Regions from separate parts of the Homo sapiens genome. Here region 1 is linked to region 2. Evidence: read pairs that join two places in POLR2A ChIA-PET (ENCODE). Cell type or tissue: Panc1. All regions are shown on one strand. Each heading gives the region's core, and the rest is flanking DNA. Links, peaks and the distances in the headings are about the cores only.

Region 1 (2,907 bases), core at 154-2,653, 50 kb before region 2:
GGTCGGCGTTGAAAAAATCAGAGGGGTCGTGGAAAGAATCAGGGAGAGGGCCGTGGCACCAGCTTGTGGGGGCACAGAGGATGGAGCCCACGGCATGGGGCCCTAGGTTGCCAGAGGGCATCAGTCTGGCTGGTGAGTTCCTGATTGTGAAGGCAGGTGACCGGCTTGGGCAGAGCGTGCTCTGGAGATGTGACTCGCCCAGAATGGCAGAATGCACAGGCCCCTGGACACACCCCAGGTGGTGGACAGGAAAACCCAGGCCCTCCAGGGGTCAGAGGTGAGGGACAGCAGCCCCAGACACTGCCTGGGCCTCGGGGCAGCGTCTCTCATTCCTCTGAAGGACGGAAGCCGAGGTCTCTGCTGCCCACTGCGCCCCTGCCGCCTGGTGTCGGCCGCTCCTGTCCAGCCCCGGGGTCCCCACACATCAGCAGGGAGTGAGGAAAACAGTGCAGCTGGCCGGGATGCATCCATGCAGCATTTTAGCAACAACGAACACACAGGGTTCTGAACGTCCAGGTCCCTGTGCTGGTGAATGGCCATTGCTGGGAGCCGATGTCTGGAAGGTCCCAGTGCTGGTGAATGGCCATTGCTGGGAGCCTATGTCTGGAAGGTCCCAGTGCTGGTGAATGGCCATTGCTGGGAGCTGGCATCTGGAAGGTCCCTGTGCTGGTGAATGGCCATTGCTAGGAGCTGGCATCTGGAAGGCAGTTGCTCCCTCTGCCAGCCATGACCCACTGGAAAGCCAGAACCAGTGACTTTTGAATCACGGGGTTTTAGAAAACTGTCTTTTGTATTTATTTTATTCTCTTAACAGCAATGACTTCAGTATAGGCTGATTTCTTGCACAGACATGGCAGAAAAGGCTGGAACATTTGGAAAAGCCGTAGAAAGCCGTGAACCAGCTATGAAAGCCCACATGGAGGTCAGGTGTGAGGGGAATGCAGCCGTCCCAGAGGACGCACGGCTGAGCTTGCCCCACATGGAGGTCAGGTGTGAGGGGAACGCAGCCATTCCAGAGGACGCACGGCTGAGCTTGCCCCACATGGAGGTCAGGTGTGAGGGCAATGCAGCCGTCCCAGAGGACGCACGGCTGAGCTCGCTGGGATTTACCTTCTCCTGGGCCTCAGGGATTTCTTCTTATTCCTGGGGAAAATCAGGAATTTGGACAAGCCTTCCATACACAAACTTATAAAAACAGCTCATGGTACCGAAAATGGGCCCATCCAGAGGACACCCTGGCATCCGGGATCCCGCACCCAGGTCCCTGCCGCAGTGGCCAGTACCTCTCCCAGTGCCGAGCCCTGCCCCTGCTGAGCTACCCCACGCTGGGTCCCTTCCGGGCAGCAGCATCTGCAGGCTGTGAGGCCTGGGCCTTCAGAGGCAGAGGTCTCTGTCCCCGAGCTCAGGAGGAGGCCACTGCCGGGACGCCAGGCCGCACAGGCGGCATTTCCAGTACGAAGCACAAATCTGGCCCTGTCAGCTCAGGGCACTGCTGGGAAAAAACATCCCTCGGTTGGTCCCACCGGAATGTGACCTTTTTTAAAGCTTGTCACTTTTACTTCATTAGCATCCGACACCAACGCTCTCCCTGGAAGGATGCAGCTTCAGCCCCCCCAAGTGCAAGGAAACCACACGCTGGGCCTTAAGGAGCCACTCAGCTTCCCTGAGGCAGCGAGCTCGTAATCTGGAGCTACGGGAGGCACCACGCAGCTGGAACAGGAGCTCTGGTGGGTTTGCCCCGCTAATGACAAGGTGTCAGGACTTAATGAGACGCGGAAACGCTGCCTCCTCAGGGCGCATCCTCATCTCCTCTCTCCCTCCCGCCCTTCCCACCCGTCGGCCTTCCCCGCTGCGAGCAGGAGCCGTTCTCAAACCGAAAGCAGCAGCCCGCAGGCAGCAACCGTCTCCAGAGGCTTTGCTCCAACTGCCTCCCGGTCGACCTACTTGATCCTCCTCCTAACCCGGGTGCTGTTATCACCCCAATTTCACCAATGAGGAAAGAGGTGCAGAGAGCGGAGACCCACCAAGGCGGCCCTGTGAGGATCTAAGAGTCCACAGTTCCGCTCGAGAGACAGCCGTCACTCCCGCCAGTGCGCTCTGGGTCTGAGACGTGAAGTGAAGTCACGGATGCTTTTCATGAGCTTTACCTGTGAGTGGGGGCTCGGCAACACCATGGTGAGCAAACGCCCCACATCTCAGGGGATTGAGACCACGAAGGTTTCATGTCACTGTGGGCTTCTTGGGCTGTGCCCCCAGGTCCTCCCTGGGACCCAGATGGCGGAGCCAACCCTGCCATGGCCGCGGCCTGGGGGGCTGAGGCCGGGGCAACGAAGTGGGCTTGAGACATCCCCTGGAAGGTGGAAGGTCACTGCCAGGTGGAATCCTAACTCACTCACCACATCAACCAATGGAGTGGTCAGCGATGGTGACGGCAGTGGGTGGGGTTCCGCTGAGACGCGCCTCGTCACTCGTCTTACTGAATTGACGTTCCCCCCATGAAACCGTGAACCTGCACTGGTGCTGAAGGAGCGTTGCGGTTTCCGCTTATCGGGACTCACCTGCAAAGCATCCCGACGGGCAGTTAAAAGTCCACGCAGTGTGCGACGCTGCCTCACACATACTCACACACACTCACACACACTCCGAAGACAGATGCCGCAGTGTGCGATGCCGCCTCACGCACACTCCGCAGAAGACAGATGCCCACAGGTGGCACCAATGGGGAATTCCCGACTCTCATGCAGTTTCTCTTTCAAAAGGACGTGGACCTCCCAGCGTGGCTCCCTCACGGCCACCACCGTATCCCTGAGCTGGCGCCCCACCAAGAGCAGGACCAGGGAGGCCCAGCCACACCACACAGCACCCTCAGGGGCCAGGCAACATCAGGGAGGCCCAGCCATGCCACAC
Region 2 (2,907 bases), core at 238-2,737:
ATGCTGGGGTGCTGGGATGCTGGGGTGCTAGGGTGCTGGGGTGCTGGGATGCTGGGGTGCTGGGGTGCTGGGGTGCTGGGATCCTGGGATCCTGAGTGCTGGGTGCAGGGCTGTTGGGGATGACAGCCTGGGGTGCTGAGTGCTGGGCTGTTAGGGATGATGGTCTGAGGTGCTGAGTGCTGGGGTGCTGGGTGCTGGGTGCTGAGTGCTGGGCTGTTGGGGATGACAGCGGATGTTCTCCTCCCTGTCTTTTCAGGGCATGTGCACACCACCCTCGGCCGTCATCCTGGAGACGCGGGAGCTCGGCTGCCAGGTTGCTGATACGCTCCATGTTCAGGAGCTGTCCCACCGGGAAAGGTGTCCGTGGGGGTGAGGAGCCCTCTTCTGATCCTCCTGCTTTCCTGGGGGGTGAAGCTGCTTTCCCAGAAAACACCAGGCCCCCCTCCCAGCTGCCGGACCCCACAGTGTGGTCTTTGTCCCCAGGGGCAGTGCTTTCTGCCCCTTTTGTTCTCTGCTGATCCCCAGAGCCTGGCCCTGCACAGGTCGTCGGTGATGTCTGTGGATTAGAGACCTGCTCCCCTGTGCCTCCACAGGGGAGGGCCACACATGCATACACATGCACACTCAGACACATGGTCACACACATGATCATGCTTACATGTCACACACTATACACACGCACTCTTGTGTACACATGGCACACACTTACCCTAACGCAGCCACACAGTTCACACACACCCACCCCCTCCTGCTGACACTCTCACAGTCACACACATGCACTCACCACACCCTCCCCTAGTGGGCTCTGGGGTTCCACCAACCGTAGCTGGGTGGCCACCCCATGGTCTTCACCACTGCGTGGCCCAACACACAAAGGTGGCCTGGGGTCTCTCCCGACTCTAGGTCAGTTCTTCCTGGTTCCCTGGGCCAACATTCTCCTGCGGGCCCAGTCTCAGTCAGCCCTCACACGTGGGGATTCCAGCCCAGCCCCCTTTCCCAGACTCCACACTTGGATTCTCAAGCCATAGGTAAAGTAGCCGTGCCGGCACCGACTGGCCCCAAAGTGGAGCCGATGCCACAAAGCACTGCCGGGCCAGACACCAGCCAGGCAGAGTGAGGAGAGCACAGGCCCCTGGGACAGCGGTGCAGGTCGGCTTCCAGCCAACTTTGGGGTCCCCAGGACCCCGCCTTTCTGGAGGGGTCACCAAGCCAGAGCTGGGCTCCACCTGGCCATTTGTGAGATGTGCAGCTTTGTGAGCTGGTGCTGCCCCTGGGGCAGTTTAAACAGCGGTGGTGGGAGGATGTGCAAATGCTTCCAACCAGGGGCTTCATTTTCGCTTTTCCCTGGAGAGCCTGCTTGCCAGCACCCCGCTACCAGGGACCCTCCGTGCCTCCCCAACTCCACCTAACCCCTTCTCCAGCTCCCCTAGTGGGGGGCGGCACCTTGCTCTTCTGAGCGGAGCCGGGGAGAGCGAGGACCCCGCACATCACCACGTCCCTCCTGCCCCCGGCTTCTGCTTGCCTGTCCCCAGGAGCTGGGATGCCAGGTCGATTTCAACTAAGTTCTCTTTTACGGACATACACACCAGTGGGATTTGATTACTGGCCTCACCTGCGCTGGAAGAAGCTCTATCTTTAACTTCTGTTCTGCTCATTCTGCTCATGTATATATTCTGAGATGTTTTAAACAACAATTCACCCATCTTCCTGGCTTTCACCTGATGAAATTACAAATGTTCAGAATTCTCACCACCTTCTGGTTAAGCAAGTGTCATGGATTGAACTGTGTCCCCCTGAAACTCTTATGCTGGAGTCCTAGTCCCACGGCCTCAGAATGTGGCCTTATTTGGAGACAGGGTCTTCACAGAGGTGATCTATTTAACAGGAGGTCCCAGGGTGGGCCCTAAACCCCATGGCTGGTGTCCATATAAGATGGGCACATTTGGACACCGAGACACAGACAAGAAGACGACCACATACGGCCACGCGGGGTGCCCTCCAAGGAACCAACTCCGGCCGCACCTTGTTCTCGGCCTTCCCGCCTCCTTTCCCGCTGTTTAAGCCGCCCATGAGAGTGCCCCGTGATGGCAACGCCAGCGGGCGCATATACAGCAGGCCTCTGGGGTCCAGCCTGGGAGCCCAGACACAGACACCGTCTCTACCTGGCAAGATGGGGTGATGAAATGAGAAATGAATAGATCTGGTCTCTGCTCCCGAGACCCCGCACAGGGCTCCAAAAGCCCTCGAATTTCCTGGGTGATGGCAGCAGATTCTTCCATTCAAATGAGGTGAGGCTTGGTGGCTCCTGGAGGGGGTCCAGTCACCAGAGAGACCAGCCAGGATTAGCACCTGCAGCTCTCAACCCTGCACCCACCCTCCTCCAGGGATCATCCACCATCATCCTTCATGTCTGCGATGGAGCCTCCATAAGAATGCCTGGACTATGGGTCCCGAGCAGTTCCAGGTTGCTGAACACATCCACGGGCCAGGAGGGTGGTGCCCCCCACTCCACGGACACAGAAGCTCCTGGGCTGGGGACCCTTTCCGACCCTGCCCTGTGCCCCGGCCCACCTGGCTGCCCATCTGCGGCCTTTCTCATCTCCTTTTCCTGCGTTCTGTGATAATTTTGTGTTGCACTCTTGATATTTAAGGCTAATGTGTAACTAGAAAACTGAGTTTTAATATTTAATGCCCTTGGATTTGGGAAATCTCTTACTACATTATGTTTGGATATACTTTCTCTGAGGGGATAAATATTTTATCGAGGCTGTACCCATGTGTGGAGTGTCTTTACCAACAAAGGCCCATCTGAGAACTGTCTTTGGGAAGGAATATGGTCATTTAGCAGGGATCTGAGGCTGCCAACTTCAAGACGGGGTGGGGCTCTAGGAGCCTGAGAAACATACG

Evidence for each region. Peaks named below come from ENCODE experiments on the same cell type or tissue, not always from the same donor. Only the 100,000 strongest peaks of a DNase experiment are listed, where the experiment ranks them.
Region 1: POLR2A ChIA-PET joins it to region 2 with 7 read pairs; 2 of 35 experiments call an interaction of 5 or more read pairs at or near these places.

The regions. Positions count from the first base shown.
Region 1 is chr10:132,993,455-132,996,361 of GRCh38, reverse strand. LOC107984283 (a long non-coding RNA gene) reads right to left here and starts at 2,203. Exons shown (of 3, transcript XR_001747674.2): 1 at 2,025-2,203; 2 at 1,284-1,489; 3 at 787-1,143. RefSeq lists an enhancer at 1,446-2,128. In Panc1, for the core only: no CTCF peak of the experiment used is centred there; no DNase peak of the experiment used is centred there; H3K4me3 peaks cover 577 bases; H3K27ac peaks cover 281 bases.
Region 2 is chr10:132,943,831-132,946,737 of GRCh38, reverse strand. It overlaps LINC01166 (long intergenic non-protein coding RNA 1166), which reads left to right. Exons shown (of 2, transcript NR_120627.1): 2 at 257-2,771. It overlaps LOC105378572 (a long non-coding RNA gene), which reads right to left. Exons shown (of 3, transcript XR_007062348.1): 1 at 2,163-2,907; 2 at 1,613-1,718. Among named protein-coding and RNA genes, the nearest start is that of CFAP46, 2.7 kb to the right of the region's middle. In Panc1, for the core only: no CTCF peak of the experiment used is centred there; no DNase peak of the experiment used is centred there.